2 separate regions of the Mus musculus genome follow, and region 2 is linked to region 1. A link is a loop called in an ENCODE intact Hi-C map of the cell type or tissue named here. Cell type or tissue: heart. All regions are shown on one strand. Each heading gives the region's core, and the rest is flanking DNA. Links, peaks and the distances in the headings are about the cores only. Region 1 overlaps Chd9 (chromodomain helicase DNA binding protein 9). Region 2 overlaps Chd9 (chromodomain helicase DNA binding protein 9).

Region 1 (8,681 bases), core at 249-8,248:
GCAAATCCTCTCAAACAAGCAGACAGACAAAACACACCAGAAAGTTAACAAAAGTCTATAGATAATCCCCCACCTTGACTGGTTTTTCCCTTTAGTGACTTAACATCTTTGTGTCTCCTGTAGTTGGTTGGTTGGTTGATTTATTTATGTATTTGTTTGTTTGTTTACCTATCTATCTATTCATAGAGTCCTGCTTCGTGTAAGGATGCTGTACTATCTAAAGCAAGAAGTCATTGGAAATGAGAGTCAAAAAGTCTTTGATGGAGTTGATGCAAGGTAACTTAAATGTTTTAATAACACAGTAAAGTGACAGAAAATCACATAGTCAGTGGAGGACAGTCCCCTGGATTTAGGGGTCCATCCCTGGCCTCTCCTCTGTTACTCTCATCCTTGGTTCTCTTATAAAATGCAGCAGCAAATGTGGGAGTAATGATTTGAAGAATTGTATGTAGCCAGATGGAATTCAGGTAGAAACCCATGAAATTGACAGTTAATTCATCTCTTCAGAAAAGTCTGTGTTATTTTGTCTTCTTTGTGTTATTGGTTCAAACCCAGGGAGTGTGCTTGTGCCTGCCAGGTGCACTTTACCACCTGTCTACACCTCCAGTCAGGACCAATTTTGAATACTCTCAGGCATTGTGAAACACTGAAGATAAAGACAAAATGAATATTTATCCTTAAGTAGTTTGTGGCAGCAATGAATAGGAATGAGACTTTGCTTTGCTGCATGGATGAGATGCAAAGGAAGAGCCAGGAGGAAGCACTCTAGGCTCATCTTGCTTCTTAGCTCCAGGCAGTGTGTTTCAGTCTCGTCTCTGCAGTGTCTCTTCTACACTTGTACACACCTTGACCACTCACTTAGCCCCAGAGTCTCAGGAACTAAATGTAAGCCAGCCATCAAGTACACGTAACCTCAGCTTCCCACCACCAAGTAGAACCTGAACTTTCCTGTACTCATTCTCTTCTAATACGGCAGCCACGTGAAACCCAACAATACCCTGGGCTCCCAGGCTCTTGACCTGTGTCTGTGGTACAGACACACGTGCACTTGTAGGCCCGATCCACCCTGTCAACCCCATCAGTGTGACTTTTGATCACTACTCAGCCTTTCCAACTCAGTTGCAGCTTGGGAACTTGTCCTTAGAATTCTGACCTCATTTGGCATCTTTGCACCACTCAGTCACTAGACATTACCTTTTTGTGTCCCTCCTTTTTTCCCTTATTATTTAGTTTTATTCCCTAAGATACTAAATTCCTCAACCCCATTGCTTGCCTGTCTCACTGTTTAATGCACCTAGTATAACTTCAGGTTGGGTAAAGCTAAGTTATCTACCTACTTCCTGCCTTCCTCTAAGCACCTGAACATGGCTAGGAAAACACCCATAATGGGAAATGAATTCATTTCAAAGCCATGACTATTCAAAATTAAAAGGAACGAACAGACTGTTTAACCATGCTGGCTTGGAAACTTCTTTTCTTCCTTACCTGTTTCCTCAAAGCACCCTTTCAACTCACCAACAATGTGTAAAAATGACCTGTTTCATTGAAGAACACAACCAGTCAAGAGCAGCCTGCATCCATGCTACCTACCTGCCTCTCCTTCGCCAATTCACAGCCTTGGAGCCCTTCTCTACTGTTCATTTAAGAGCCTTACTTCTGAAGTAATCTTTCTTTCCTGGGCCCTTCTCTTCCTCCTTCCCCATCCTTCCTCCCTCTTGCGTACACACGTGTTCATATTACTTATGATAAAAGGAAAAGAACTTCCATAGTGTCTATCTCTGTTTTAATGCTTCCCTTCGCAACAGGCTCCTGGATTTTCTGTTTCTACTTCTTTGTTTGCACTTTTTTTATCATCAGCCCATTCTAACATGATTGCACAAAAGTATTTCTTAGCATACACAGTTACACAGTCAACCAACCTTCCTTCTTTCTTTCTTTCTTTCTTTCTTTCTTTCTTTCTTTCTTTCTTTCTTTCTTTCTTTCTTTCTTTCTTTCTTTCCTTTGTTCTTTCTCTCTTTGCTTCTTAAAATGTTGTCTTTCATAGGTATCCATGGTGCTTCCTCTACCCACCAATTCCTTGCATTCTCATAAGAATTCTCCAGCATTACTGAATCCCGCTCATGGCTGTGATTCTCGAGTCTTCTTCCTCCTCCATGAAAGAAGACTTAACTCCTCGAGCTCCATGAAAAATGGGCCAAGTGGGCACCTTCCTTCTCTTCTCTAAACCTCTAGTCTAGCTTCAGTTCTCTTTGTAAATTTCTGCTGAGACCTACTCATTGACTATTCTTGTCTCCACAATCTCTCTACACTCTGTTCTTCAATCAGCAGCTAGAGTGATTTTTTTTCCCAAAGCATTGTTACATCTCTTCAAAATGTCCCCCTAAAGCAGAATCCAGGCTCTAGAACCTAGGAGAGCCCACACCTCTCTTACTCCCTTCACTCTGCCCCTTACTCTGGTTCCAGCCACTCTGTTGTTTCTGTTCATCCAACAGGTCAAGCTCACACTGTGTTGTTCTGGTCCAAATATGCTTTGTCCAGATCTCCCAAAGAACTGTCCATGTAAGTGGCTCCAGAGTTTGCTTAGCAGTTCTGTACACTGTCTGCTCTTCCAGAAGACCCCAGGTTAGACTCTCAGCCTTGCAGAGCAGCTACAGCACTCCAACTCCAGTTCCAGGGGGTCTGACACCTTCTTCTGGCCACCAAGAGCACACAAATGGTACACAGACAAGCACGCAGGCACCGATACACATATAATGGAAATTACAAAAAGAGAGCTATCCATGTGTATATTTCAAAGTTGAGCAGAACTGCTGTCCTCTCGAGTAGGCCTTCCTGCCATGCCATCTAAAGTACATCCAATCATCTATTTTAATGTCTCTTAATTCCTTTGCTATTCAAAACTTTTTCTTTCATTGTAATTCACTTCTGTCTTATTGATCATTGTATTCTCATACATTATCATCTGTGGCTGGGACTATCGATTTCTATAGAGCCCTTGCCTATCACATAAGGACCTAGGCTCAATCCTGAGCATTCTCCTCCCCAAGTAGAATGGAGAATCTTAAACTGTTAAGTACTCAATAAATACTTGCTGACTAATTGCCTCTTTTCCTCTGGCTATGACTGACCTACTGACCTACTTTTGGTATCCTAGTCAATGTTCTGTTGATTATTCTTTTTCTTTTTTAAAAATAAATACATCTCTTTGGATTTTATTAAGTTTACATCTCCTCCACCTTAAACACAAATTTGTACACAAAATGCATCACGTTTGAACACAGTGTCTCTTCCACCATATTAATACTCCTTTTGATGTCATAGACTCACTTCTTTTATGTCAGGAACTTGAAGCCGCTGGCCATGTTACTTTCTCAGCCAGGAAGCAGAGAGTAGTAAACTCCTGTGCTCAACTCTATTTCTTCTCTAGAGCTTAGGGTCCAGGCATAGGGAATGGTGCCCCGCAGAGTGAGTAGCTTTTCCCCTCTGTTACGCTAATCCAAATAACCCCTAACCCAAATGACTCCTCAGGTCATTCTAGAGTCACCAATGCGATGTTTGAGAACAACTATCACACATCACTTACCACTTAGCTTTCATTATTTGGGGTTGTCATCTTGGTGGCTTAACGTTTTATATCTATTCTAATGTTTTCAGATCTCTATCTCAAGTCTGTACCTCTTACTTTAATTTTACCTTTTTATACTTGCCACGATTGGTTACTATGATTAGAACATTTTCTTTTTCTCCTTTCTCTGCTAACCCCTCCTTTCCTCAGCTCTATGGACTAAGCCTGTCTTTCTGTGTCTCCAAGTCTGTGCTGGGCCACATAGGGCCACATATCCAATACTGCATCATGCTATTGGTCAGGAATTCCTGCAGGTGCCTCTTTACAAAGTCAAGGGCATCCGTTTAAATTCATTGCAGTTATTGGTACTAAGCATATTTTGAATGGAAGATTTAACCTAGGAAGTCTTAAAGGGCCTTAGGCAGGAAATACCACATCATTTTCAAGGCAGAAATCAATCACTTGGGAGGCTGAACCAGAGTGAACAAAAGTTTCCTGTCTGCCTGATCTGCATAGTGAATTCTAATCAGCCTTGCCTCCATAGCATAGCACAGCCTTCAAAAACCAAACAAAACACAATAAAGAACCAGAAAAACCCAGCAACACATGTGAGTCTGTCTTGTATCCCTTTTGCTAACAGTTTACAAACACCTCATGTTCCTGTGGCACTCGGTTTGAACTACCAACTGTATGTATACTGACTGATGCTTTCACAAGCAGGAGCATGGGCAAAGCTTTTCATCACAAAGAGCCAGGCTTAAAGCGCCACCTGGTGGTGGACAAGGGACATTGTTTGATCCCATTTCTCCTCCTTTTGAGTTAGAAACTCCATCAAAAAATAAGTATTTTGGGCTGGAGAGATGTCTCAACAGTTAAGAGCACTGACTGCTCTTCTAAAGGTCCTGGATTCAATTCCCAGCAACCACATGGTAGCTTACAGCTATCTGTAATGGGATCCAGTGTCCTCTTCTGGTGTGTCTGAAGACAGCTACAGTGTACTCATATACATAAAATAAATAAATCTTTAAAAAATATAAATAAATAAATATTTTCTTTAGCTAAGTTTCTTTATCTTTTTTTCAACTTTTGAAAAGTGCAGAAAAATCATTCTATTTCTCTACTCAGTCGAAACATTTTCAGTTTTGGTTTGTTTCATAGCGGAGATACAATGAAGTACCTGCTTAAGGTGCTAACAGATTATCAGTGTCGCATCCCCCGAGTTCTTTCTCCCCATGGGCTAAGCCCTTCTGAAGACAACTGCGAACCACAGAGCTGAGCCACTCATCATCCTTTATCTCCTCGGGAAACTCTTTGTATGTGCCTTCTCTCTCACAGCTGTTGCTGGTCACATGAAGGGGTCTTTGTCGGCTCCAGGAGCACATTTGTCAGCTTGTTTTTATATGACAGCCAAATTATTAAAGAACTTTTGGCATAGAACTTAATTATTACCAGGAAACTTAACAGTTAAGATCTAAATTAATTGCTAATTAATTTAGGAAATGATAGTGATCAGACAGAGATAGTATTACTTTGTATTAGATTAGTTTTCTGACTCCTTAAAAATTAATAGTGTCATGAAATCAAATAGTAAAATTCTTAGTCTATTTTGTTTTCTGTAGTGTAGTCCACTCAGTTTCTACCCTTTGACTACTGAATATCAGGAAACATGGACACATACAGGACACACACACGCTAGCTATTAAACATTAGGAATGTATCTTTTATCCTATACTTGTTCTAAATTACCATCAAAGAAATAAACAGGCCTACAGGTGATGTCACCTGCATCATTTGGAGAACGTTTCAGGGAGAATGGTATCATGGGGTGGGAGGGAGTAGACGAGTTATTGCCAGCTCGCTGTTATAAAAACAGACAAACTGCCAGGTGATGGTGGCGCACACGTTTAATCCCAGCACTTGAGAGGCAGAGGCAGGTGGATTTCTGAGTTCAAGGCCAGACTGGTCTACAGAGTGAGTTCCAGGACAGCCAGGGCTACACAGAGAAACCCTGTCTCGGGGAAAAAAAAAAAGACAAACTGACAAGGCATTATGGGTTTTTGTCAGAGTCTGTAATAATCTGAACACTGTCATTTTTTACTGAATAGTATGAATATATATAAATTAATATATATTTACATATTAATACTAAAGTAGTGCTTTGTATGATTTAATTAAATTATGAATTAAAACCCTACATTTTTAAGTGTGATCTTAACAAAGCTGATCTGAGATGAGCCATAGCGTTCTTTTGCACAAAGCACTTCCTTTGACCTCTCAGAACCTGGTGTTCTCAGCTGAAGATTTGTCTTACAATGCTATTTACTGCTATATTAACCCAGTGAGGTGCTCTGTGTGTGTGTGTGGGGGGGGGGCGACAGTGCCGAGAAGACTGCCTTAGGAGAACCAGACAGTAGCCCTTGCTGAGACGCATTGGCTTTGCTGAACATAATGTTAGTTCATTCTGTGAGATCTTTGTTGCTGTTAACACCACTTATACCTCTTGCCTCCTTTATACACATTTATAAAATTCATAATGTTGTGCTGTTTTTAAGTGACATTGATGTGTGGGTGCCAGAGCCAGACCATTCCGAGGTTCCTGCTGCGTGGTGGGACTTTGATGCTGATAAGTCTCTTCTTATTGGGGTTTTTAAGCACGGTAAGTAAGGAGTGAGGGGGAGAGCTCTTTCTGTGGATAATGGAATTCCCAGGTTTTTAGTTTATTGGTTTTCACTTACAGTTTTACTACACACACACACACACACACACACACACACACACACACACACACACACACGTGTAATCATTAAACCATAGATTGTCAAACTAAAATCAAATCCTCATGAGATGGTGGTATATGTGACTTGCCCTCTGGGCTTTCAGTGTTACACAGATTTCTCTCTTAGAAGAGTTGCATCGATTCTGTGTGTGATCAGTTTATTCTTTTTGATTGATAAGGTGTATTTATTGTTATTTTATACATTCAAATGCTTTTTCTCCGTGTGTGTGTATGCTCTGCATGCATTCCTGATACACTAAGATGCCAGAGGATAGCACCAGATGACCTTGAACCTGAGTTAGGATGGCTGGGAGCCACTCTGTGGGTGATGGGAACCAAACCTAGGTCTTCAGCAAGGTCAGCGGTGCTCTCAGTTGTTGAACCATCTCCAGCTCTGGTTTCATTGTTGTTGCTGTGGCATTTTTTTTTAAGATTTGATTTTTTAATGATGTGTGTTCACATGCGTCCAATGCACAAGTCATTAAAAAGAGAATGTTGGATCACCTGGAGCTGAAATTAAAGGCTGTGGTTAGCAGCGTAACATGGGTCCTGGGAACTGAACCTGGGTCTTTTACATGCGCAGGAACTCTCTGAACCACTGGGCCCTCCCTCTATTTTTCTTTGTAACAGATACATTAAAAAATTTGTGATATTGTTTGACCGTGTAATATTTAGTGACTATTTCAAGACAGCATATTTAGCATGTATTACTTAAATATAATGTTCCTTTAATCCCAGAATATCAGTATTGTGCATATAAGGAACCCTTGTGTTTTCACAACTTTTTTCTGTCCTCTGAATCATTATAACTGGCGGTCCTTCCAGGTTATGAAAAGTACAACACGATCAGAGCAGACCCAGCTTTGTGCTTCTTGGAAAGAGTGGGCAAGCCTGACGACAAGGCTGTCGCTGCTGAGCAGAGAGCCAATGACTACATGGATGGGTATGTGTGGGTCACACTTGGCTCCATGGGCTTGCTTTCCCTGTCTGTGGGGTTCATCTTTGTCTTTAGATTTGTTTACTGTTTGTTTTATGCAATTTTCCTGCATGTATGTATAGATAACATTTGCATGCCTAGTGCTCCTAAAGTCAGAAAAGGGCTTTGGATCTCCTGGGACTGGAGTTATAGAGAGTTGAGAACCAGTTTTGTGGGTGTCACGAATCAAACCTGGGTTCCCTACAAGAGCAGCAAGTGCTCTAATCCACTAAACTTACTTTACAACTCAAGGTTTATCTGTGTTGGGGGGGGATGGGGGGTGTTAGCAAGACCACGTGCATTGAGTGCATAGGACGACTGCAGGTGTTATTTTCAGCTCTTGCCAACCTTTTTTTTTTGGGAGAGAGAGGCCTTTTTTCAGGGAGTGGGCAAATCTGGTAAATGAACAAGCTCCAGGAACCCCCCATCTGTACCTTCCTACCATTGGGCTCATAAGTGTGTACCAAATCGCACTACTTTTTCTGCAGTGCTGAGAATCAAATTGACCTCTAAGACAAGCCGAGAAATCATCAGTCTATTACAATAATGAGAACATGTGTTATTCTAACAGGGATGTGGAAGATCCAGAATACAAGCCTGCCCCAGCCATCTTTAAAGATGATATTGAGGTATGTTTTGGATCACATTTTTTAAACTTCATTATTAGGTATTCCTTATAAGTAAGTGATCAATTTAAATTGATGAACATCACGAATAATCATTTAGGATTGCCCGACATCCACTGCTAGATTAAAACTGGCTTGGACATGGAATGCAGTTTGCCTATATTTCATACTTCTTAGAACCAAGAAGTATAGCATCTTGGGACAAAACTTGAAAACCAAGTAAAAGCAGATACTCAGGTAAACACAAAAACATCGAAACTATACCTCCATTGAGAAGGACTGCATGAAAGGAAAGCATCTAGCAAGATCCTAAAATGCCATCGTAATTTAAAGAAAGCAAGACAGTGTGGAGAGTCACTGCTACAATCGTGGGGTTTCAGGAATGAGAGCTCAGCTTAGAGTGCAAGGAACGAGGAGACATCAGATAAACTGAGATGGCTCAGCCTGGGAGTATGCTCGCTGCCAACTCTAAAGACGAAACCTCAATGGTGGTAAAAGAACAAACTTGAGGGAAGTGTTCCTGTGGCATACCCATATACACCGTGGCTGGCATGCACACATGCATGCATATATTGATGAATAAAAATAATGCATAAATAAATGTAAAAAAAATTAAGGGAGAGGTAATCTAACATTCCCTGTACTCAGAGCCCCCAAGTAGGGTTCTCCTCCTGGTATGGTCTAAACTCCAGACTATAGTGGGAGTACACGGCCAGTGTGTGCCCACACAGGAGTGCC
Region 2 (8,681 bases), core at 326-8,325, 110 kb before region 1:
TTGCTAATTGTTTCCATGGAATCACTAGTTAGATTTAATCATCCCACCACTTGGGTTTAAGGAAGAACTTCCAAAACTCACCCATATTTGCCAATACTAAAACAAACCTGAGCTGGGGGTGTTGCTCAGTGGTATATTACCTGCCCAGAGTGTATAAGGCCTTGGCTGTGACAGGGTTTCTCTATTTAGCACTGGTTGTCCTGGAATTTGCTATATAGATGAGGTTGGCCTCAAACTCACAGAGACCCTCCTGCCTTTCCCAAAAACCGTATTCCTTACTCCCATCAGCTTCTTCCAAATTACAGGTTTATCTCTTATACGCAGCATGGTCCATTAGGGTTCTTGGGTAGTTTGAGGTAGGGTCAACTTTCTTCTGTGAACCACACATGGTAGGGTTTATTTCTGGGCTTCTTGCTCTTTTCTGTTGATCCTTACATCACTACCACACTCTTTGTTTGTTTGTTTTTCGAGACAGGGTTTCTCTGTAGAGCCCTGGCTGTCCTGGAACTCACTTTGTAGACCAGGCTGGCCTCAAACTCAGAAATTCGCCTGCCTCTGCCTCCAGAGTGCTGGGATTAAAGGTGTGCGCCACCACGCCCGGCACTACCACACTCTTAATTACTATATCTTTAGAGAAAGTTTTGAAATCAGGAGTCTGGATTCTCTAACTTTCTTTCCTTTCACTGTTCCGCCTATTCCATAGTATGGAATATGACCTGTCTCAGGTCATATTTGCTTCTAGTCTGTTTTTCCTGCCAGGTTCTTAGCAAACTGTAGAAGGTAAAATCATTAGAGTCATGTGTAATAGTAGAAGACCTTCCTTGTCCCCTATTAGTGACACTGAGAAATTTATGTTTATTAATAAGCTCCGGGCATTGTTTCTGGGCAGGTTTTGAGCCTATTCTAACCTGACAATGCTGGCATGACCTACTTCCCAGCCATGTGGCCCAGTACCTGCCATCTTGGTCTGCCCCTGGCCTTCTTCTTTATTCCTGTGTGGAGACTCCTTGGCTACCAATTGAGACCCTCCCCCTGGCTGGGGGTGGGGGGCAGAAATTCCCCCCTTTTCCTCTCCTGCCCACTATCTGATGATCTTCTCTTACTGACCAACCAGAAGATGATGGCAGGAGAACAAGGTTTTACAAAATAGGGAGTCAGGAAATACTTCATAATCATGACAATACCAAACTCCCAACTGCCACCCGATCTCATTAGCAATTGAATACATAGTGCACCAAAACATCCCCCAACACTGGGGCCTGGGGCTTTAGCAGCTCTGACTTCAGGGATATTATCTTTAGATAAGCCAGGTATATTCTAGCCAAGATGTAGTCACTTTTCTCTTAACCTATAGAACATTGTTGGGGGTTGGGTATGGAGGCTCACACCTGTGCTTAGGAAACAGTACTTAGGAATCAGAAATTCAATCATCGTTAGTTATAGAGTGAATTTGAGTATAGCCTGGGTCAAGAGCATCTCTGTTTCAAAGAACTAAAAATTTGTGTGTGTGTTTGGGGGGGGGGGAACCCAGCTTTCTTGCTTCTGTAGGCAACTTTCCCAATATATTTCTCCCAGCAATGTAAGATCTGTCTTAGATCTATGTGTCTCTCAATCTTCGTTTCTATGGCAGAATGGGGCCCATCCCTGTACTCGAGCACTGGGGCGCTGGAAACATGGGCATCTCTTCTCAGGGTTTAGTAAAGGAAGTTCTAAACCTGCGTTTTCAAGTTTCCAGTGTGAGTGTTTCGGTTTACTCCAGAGTGAACGGGTCCTGGAAGGAGTTGCTAATGAAATCAGTTATATGTTTTTTCTTTGTCATTTACATTTGGGGAGGGTCAAGTCAGAGAAACCGGAAGTCTGATATGGAAGAGGTACATCTAGAGGATAATCGCTTTTCAAACTTACAGAAGAAGCTCACCAATTTGCATGGTGAGATTGTCTTTTGGAGACCTAAATTGAAATGTCGCTGTAGGAAATTCTACCTTCTAAGGTGTCAAACTAGTTACGCACTCCTTCAAAATAAAGGATTTTATAAACATAGAATAGGAAACTCAAGCTGAAGGCTGGATGCAGTGTAATGGTTTAGAAGTGTAGGTGTTGAGACCAGATAGTTCTGTGTTTAAATATTTCTGTCAATGACGCTGTAACCATGACAAATTCCAAACCTTCTTTGTGTATAAAATGGGAAAAAAGAATCCTTTCCTCATTGAGCAGTTTTAATGTCTCTCTCTCTCTCTCTCACACACACACACACACACACACACACACACACACACACACACACACACACAGTGTCACTGCATGGGCTTCCTGGCAATTTGGATCACTGTGTCCATCGCTGTGAGGCCTTTTTGCTTTGAGACACTGCTTAGGAATGTAGCTGTTCCTTCTTTTGAGTGGGAAGGGGTTCCTGTCCGGATCCCTTTTGACCACTACTTGGCTTTGGACATTCATGGCCTGATAAGAACGTTTTTTACTAGATTTTGATGTTGTTCGTGAGATGGCTCATTGCTAACATCAAGAGACCATGTTGTTTCACAATCATCCTCTGCTATATTTTGGGGGGAGTTCATCCCAGAAAGATCACTGACAGTACCACCAGGATTTAGTAAATAGGTGACCCTAGTTGTGATCTCAGCACTTGGGAGATAAAGGTGAGAAAGACTACAAATTCAAGGCTAGCCTCGCATACATAGCATAGCAAAAACCTGTTTCAAAAAACTAAACCAGAACAAACAAACAAAATCCAGACCAACACCACATTGAAAACCAGTCACTGAATAGCCAAACTAGGTATGAGTAGAACCTGTTGAAAAAGTTGTGGAGAGGGTGAACCCCATCAAAAGTTAATAAAATCCTGAAACCTTGATAGTTTAAGGCCAGCAAGGTAGGTGGTTCAGTCAGGTAAACATGATTTCTGACATGAGGTGGCTTCCCAGGTAGGAAAGAAGTGACATCCTGAGCTGGCTGTCCTGTGACTGCTACACACATGTAAGCTAATGTACACAAGTATACGCACACAAATATGTGTAGTGAGTTTTTTTTAAATTTGAACTTTAAGTTCACATATCATCAAAACACCAAAAAAGTAAATTAAAAAAAAAAAAAAAAAGCAAAACCAAAAAACACCAAAAGGAACTTGTTTGGTAAAAAGCATTGCAAAGTGTCAGCCTTACTGTGATGGAGACATAGAAAAACAGCCATAGGGATCGTGGGGGCTTTTATTACGGGAATAAATTCTACACATTTTTGAGGGCACTCACAGATTGTGAGCACAGTAATGTTGATAATTATTGATGTTTCTTAATTACTAGCTATACATAATTACCAGAAAGCTGTGTTCAAGAGACCATGAGTTTTCCATCAGATCATGGGAAGGAAAGTTTTCCTTTTCAAGTAGCTGAAAATTTTCATCTATATGGAGTAACTTTTGCAATGCCAGATAAATGGTACTGGCCTTAAATTTGACTCAAATTAAGTTCGCAAAATAGAACACAATACAAATAAGCAATGTAGGGAGTTGAGAGTTCCAAGGGCGTGACTGCGCATCTTAATTCTCCTTCAGTGAGGTTCTCGTTACTAAGTATCCTTTAGAGTAAGCACAGCTGTAATTGTAACCTTTCTGGCACCTTTTTCTCCCAGCTCCATCAGTATCTCAGCTAGGAGAACCATCTATTCTGGAGGTCATGAGTTCTCTCATTTAAAGAATGAGATTGCTTAGGTAGAAGATGTAGCTCTCGGTAGTGCCTGGTTAGCATGGGGAAGACCCTTTAAAATATTGGCTTCCGTGTTGACTCAGTTGGCAAGAGTGCTTGAGGCCCTACTTTGGCCACCAGAATCCACATGTTGAAAAGACAGAACTGAATTCTGCAAGTTGTTCTCTGACCATCACATACCCCCTCTCCCATAAAGAGATGTATATAACATTTTAATTAAAAAATTAACCAGTTCATCATGTATACCGCAACCGATTCTGGTTATGTACAAACCAGGTTGACAGTGTTCCTATATGGAACCTCAAATTCAGGAGATTTTGGTCCACTAAAGGATGCATGGTAAGTCTCACCCACACTGGATTTGAAAACACTAAGCAGCTTTGAACGAACATAGAGAGGTAGGTTTACCGAAGTTCAAACCTTCAGCATTTTGTCTATCTTGAACCTGAATAGTGATTTAAAAAATTAATTAGGTTATAAGGTCACTTCTGGGTCTGAAAGTAGAGGCTGATGGAATTTTAGAGCCGGAACGCTTTTAGAAGATCTGTCCAGCCTCTTCGTTATACAGAAGAGAAGACCAAGGCCCTGGGATACTTCGCGACAATGTAGGTCAGTCAGTTAATTAGTGACAGAAGGAACTCCTGTGTCCCAGCGCCTTCTGAAGACAGTGGTTTTCAAGTGCATTCTCAATTCCTGAACCAGCTTAGCACACCTGTCATTTATTTATGCAGTCCCTCTTTCGTTTCCCTTCCCCTTTCTAATGGCGATCCGGTACGTGAGCCCTGAACCTGGGGCAGTCTTCCCACTCGAGGCACGCTGTCGCGTAGATCAGGACTCGGTCCGGGCGCCTTTTCCGCAGCAGGTGCTCCGCACCTAGCTTTCTTTAATCGCTGCATCATCGGCGGCGGCCTTCGCCGGGCTCCCGGTTTTCACAGTACACCGCGTGTACCCGGGGACGTGGAGAGCACGGAGGACGTGGTGGGTCAGAGCCACGCCGCTCAGAAGGGCTTCCAGAGCCCACGGGAGTGACCTCGGCGCCGACCCCGCAAGGCCTCGGGCAGCCGGGGCGTGCCCGCGGGGCCTGACGTGGCGGGGCCTGACGTGGCGGCGGGGGAGCGGGTTCTGCACTGCCCCACGCTCCGGCCAGAGGGCGCCCGGCCCCAGCCCTTCCCCGCCCCGAGGCCGCCCTGGGCTGCGCGTGGAACCGCGCGGACCGCCCCGGAGCAGGGTAGCAACCCCGCCTCCTGCTGCCCTCCGTCGGAGGTCGGGCCAGGCGGAGGGGCGCGGAGCCGCGTGGGTATCCTCCTTTCTTGGGCAGCCCTAGCCGGACCGAGCGACGACCCGAGCTGCACCGGTCACGGCCGCCCCTGTGCGCCCGGGCCAATCAGCGGCGCGGTCACAGATATGCAAATGAGGCGCCGGTTGCTGCGGGAGTGCCGCTCGCAGGGGCTGGTGGGGTCGCGCTGGGGGAGTGAACCGGGCCAATCAGGCGGGTGCGTGGCGCGCGGGGGGGGGGCGGGGGCGGCGCCCCTGCTCGCCTCCCTCCTTCGCTCCCGGCCGGGCGCTGACAGGGGGGCCTGGCCGAGCAGCCGGTAAGTGCCGCCGCTCGGCGCTGCCGCCCGCCTCCTCCGGCGTGGGGAGGACACCCGGGGCGCAGCGGGACAGCAAACATTGCTCAACTGGTGGAGACTGGCGGGGGAGGGTCTGGTAGCCCGGTGGTCGCTGGAGGCCGCCCCCGCCCGGCCGGCCGCGCGTGTCAGTGTAAGAGGGCGAGGCGGGGGGCGGCGGGGAGTCTTAGCGGTGGCGGTGAGTACATGCGCCTCCCCCCACCCACCCGGGGACCGGGCTCCCCGCTCTTAAGGGGCGGATGATTGGGGCTAGGGGCCGGGGAGGGGGGCGCTGCCCGCACGTGCAGCCGGGCACACCGGGGCCCGCCCGCCCGCCTGTCATGGCTGCAGCGGTGCCCTCGCCCCTAGTCCGGTACCCCGGGTCGGGACCCGCCGCTGCGCCTGTTGCTTGGGCCGGAGGTGAACCCCGGTGGGTCGGGCGCTGCTCCTGGCCTCCCCCAGGGTCGATCCCCGCCTAGGCGCGGGCTTCCCTCGTCTGGCAGCCTTGTCCCCCGCCCGGTGTCTCGCCTCGGTTACTCGTGACAGGGCGTCCCGCGCGAACAGTGGGGTCCCGGGAGCACAGCACGCCCTCAGCACTACCCTGAGCTTTGCCTCTGGGTCCCCTTTACCGCCTTCCCCCACGCCCGGGAGGCCACCTTGAGGGCCTCTCCGCGTCTGCAGCGGGTCCCCGCCTGCCAGTGCTGCTGCTTTCTCGGAGTCTGTCAGGGTGTGGGACGTGTTGGGTGGTTCCAAGGCTCTCCTCGCGGACATCCATCCCGAAGCCAAGCACGGACCCGGAAAGCCTGTGTGTCTTCCTGGCCTGTCACAGCTGCCAGCTCATAGAGTGATTTGCTTGTTCCTTTTTTGGTTTTGGTTTGCCTGGTAAAAAGGGAAAGCAAAAACTTTTCAGGACAAAGTAGATGCGAATTAAAGTTGTGACACAGTCGAGGTATTAACAGTGCTGCACGGTTACTTTTCTGGGGAGCTTGCTCCTGACCCTAAGGTGACTTTTATCCATTTACCTGATCTTGCCCTATGCAATAAAGTTTATTAATAAAAACCACCATCACACTGGGTTGGAGAGATGGCTCAGAGGTTAAGAGCACTTACTGCTGTGTTTGTACCAGAGTTCAGATCCCAGCACCCAAATCAGGCAGTTCACAGACATGTGTAACTCCAGATCGATGTTGATTTGTGGACACCTGCACATGCAAGTGTACACACACACACACACACACACACACACACACACAAATAAATATTTTAAATATTTTTAAAGTTTTATTTTATGCATATGGGTATTTTGCCCGCACAGACACAGATAGATAGATAGATAAATAGATAGATAGATAGATAGATAGATAGATAGATAGATAGATAGATAGATATGCTCGTGCAGCCTTGCCCCCTGTCTGCTGTCTCACTTTGGTTACTTGTGACAGGGCGTCCCGCAAGAGCAGTGGGGTCACTGGAGCACAGCATGCCCTGGAACTGGAATTACAGACAGTTGTAAGCTGCCATGTGGGTGCTAGGAACCTGGCTCCTCTAGAGCAACAAAAAGTACTCCTAACCCCTGAGCCACTAGAATTACTATTGGGAGTTAGTTTTCCAGTTTTGATGCCACTTTTTATGACTTCAGTTCTCTAGTCCTTTGGCTTATGATTTGAACAGAAAATAGGGATTGTTTTATGTAATGTTACTCTACCTAAATATAACTGTACAATCGTTTTTGAGAGAACCAGGAAGTCTGCAAACACGTGCATACACAGAATACAAACTTTAGAGGATTTCCCATTTGGAGAATCGGACAATGTTTTCAGCTAAAGGATGCCCACAGTGTTTCTCTTGAATTTACAACACTTGAATTTAGATAACCCCTTTTGCTAACAACAGGTAGCATAGAGCCTTAGGCTGGATGTTGGATAAACGTTTCATGATATTAACCTATTCCTCTGAGCATCTTAACCTATGTTTTATGTTCCAAAAGACTTCTGTTTCTAATGTGGCTTTAAGAATTCACACTAGCCGGGCAGTGGTGGCGCACGCCTTTAGTCCCAGCACTTGGGAGCCAGAGGCAGGCAGATTTCTGAGTTTGAGGCCAGCCTGGACTACAAAGTGAGTTCCAGGATAGCCAGGACTACTCGAAAAAACCAAAAAAATAAAAAATAAATAAAAAGGAATTCACACTAGCTACAGTGAACAGAACTTTAATTTTTCTCACTGACTTTAGTAATTCACTGGTTTGTAAGTGGTGGCATGGGCCTGTAATCTTAGCACTGGAAGGCAGAGGCAGCAGGGTCTCTGTAGATGAAGTGGGTTCCAGCCTAACTAGGACTACATAGCAAGACCTTGACTCAAAACCAAACAACCCCAAAATTTCCATTAATTTCCAAAGTATTGTCATGTGTCCTTTTAGTTTCCTTTGAACTACAGACTATGTAACAGGGACATGAAATGCAATAGGGAACGAATTCAGAAGTAGTTAATAGTAACTTTATCATACTGGAATAATAAATATCTAGGGAAAGTGGATAGTGTAGTAAAAAGACATGTCGCCCCACCCCCACCCCCAGCTCTCCCACATACCATCCTGTGATTGAGTAGAAGATGGTGTTTTAAAGGCTATTAGAAAATACCAGGGAGCTGGGGTGCCAGTAAAGTCCTTTTCTTGGAGGACTTGTTGGGGAGAATGAGTTTATTCTGTCTTAACTAGCTGTGTGACTATAGTTAGGTGTCTTGACTCCTGTCATCTCTAGTTTCTTGGATGCCACAAGTAGTAGCATAAACGATTAACTCTCAGAACTCAGGTGGTAGAGACAGGTGGATCTCTGAGTTTGAGGCCAGCTTGTTCTACATAGGAGTTCTAGGTCAGCCAGGGATACATGATGAGATCCTAAATCAAGAACAAAGAAAAAGCCGTTTCCCCTAGCTTTAGAAGTTTAGGATTCTGTGTATCTCATGACATCTATCATCTGAAAACACACACATACATACACACAAACACACAAGCAGAGAAAGCATTTTGTGTTAAGAAAAGGCAAAGGTTTAAAAACAGATAGTATAGTTGGTTTTCTCACACACACAATTTTTTTTTTTTGAAAGAAAACTCTTGCGTCAGTAGGTATGCATCAAGGTAAGAAAGTATTACCTTTAGCTGGACGCGGTGGTGCACGCCTTTAGTCCCAGCACTTGGGAGGCAGAGGCAGGCGGATTTCTGAGTTCAAAGCCAGCTTGGTCTACAAAGTGAGTTCCAGGACAGCCAGGGCTACAGAGAAACCCTGTCTCGAAAAACAAACAAGCAACCAACAACAACAAAAAGTATTACCTTTGATAAAAACTATAGAAAAACATTATGATG

What was found. A loop is a pair of places that touch in the nucleus more often than their neighbours do. Peaks named below come from ENCODE experiments on the same cell type or tissue, not always from the same donor. Only the 100,000 strongest peaks of a DNase experiment are listed, where the experiment ranks them.
Region 2: a loop joins it to region 1, with 2.5 times the contacts of the local background. A loop is called at or near these places in 2 of 42 quality-filtered maps.

The regions. Positions count from the first base shown.
Region 1 is chr8:91,015,649-91,024,329 of GRCm38, forward strand. Chd9 (chromodomain helicase DNA binding protein 9) reads left to right here. Exons shown (of 40, transcript NM_177224.2): 25 at 187-276; 26 at 6,118-6,221; 27 at 7,167-7,284; 28 at 7,889-7,946. Among named protein-coding and RNA genes, the nearest start is that of Gm39221, 39 kb to the right of the region's middle. In heart, for the core only: a CTCF peak has its summit at 4,342 (motif pointing left); no DNase peak of the experiment used is centred there.
Region 2 is chr8:90,903,328-90,912,008 of GRCm38, forward strand. The region is part of intron 2 of Chd9 (chromodomain helicase DNA binding protein 9); the gene reads left to right. Among named protein-coding and RNA genes, the nearest start is that of Chd9, 79 kb to the left of the region's middle. In heart, for the core only: CTCF peaks have their summits at 4,858 and 5,987; DNase peaks (open chromatin) are centred at 5,104 and 5,824; H3K4me3 peaks cover 2,363 bases; H3K27ac peaks cover 2,144 bases.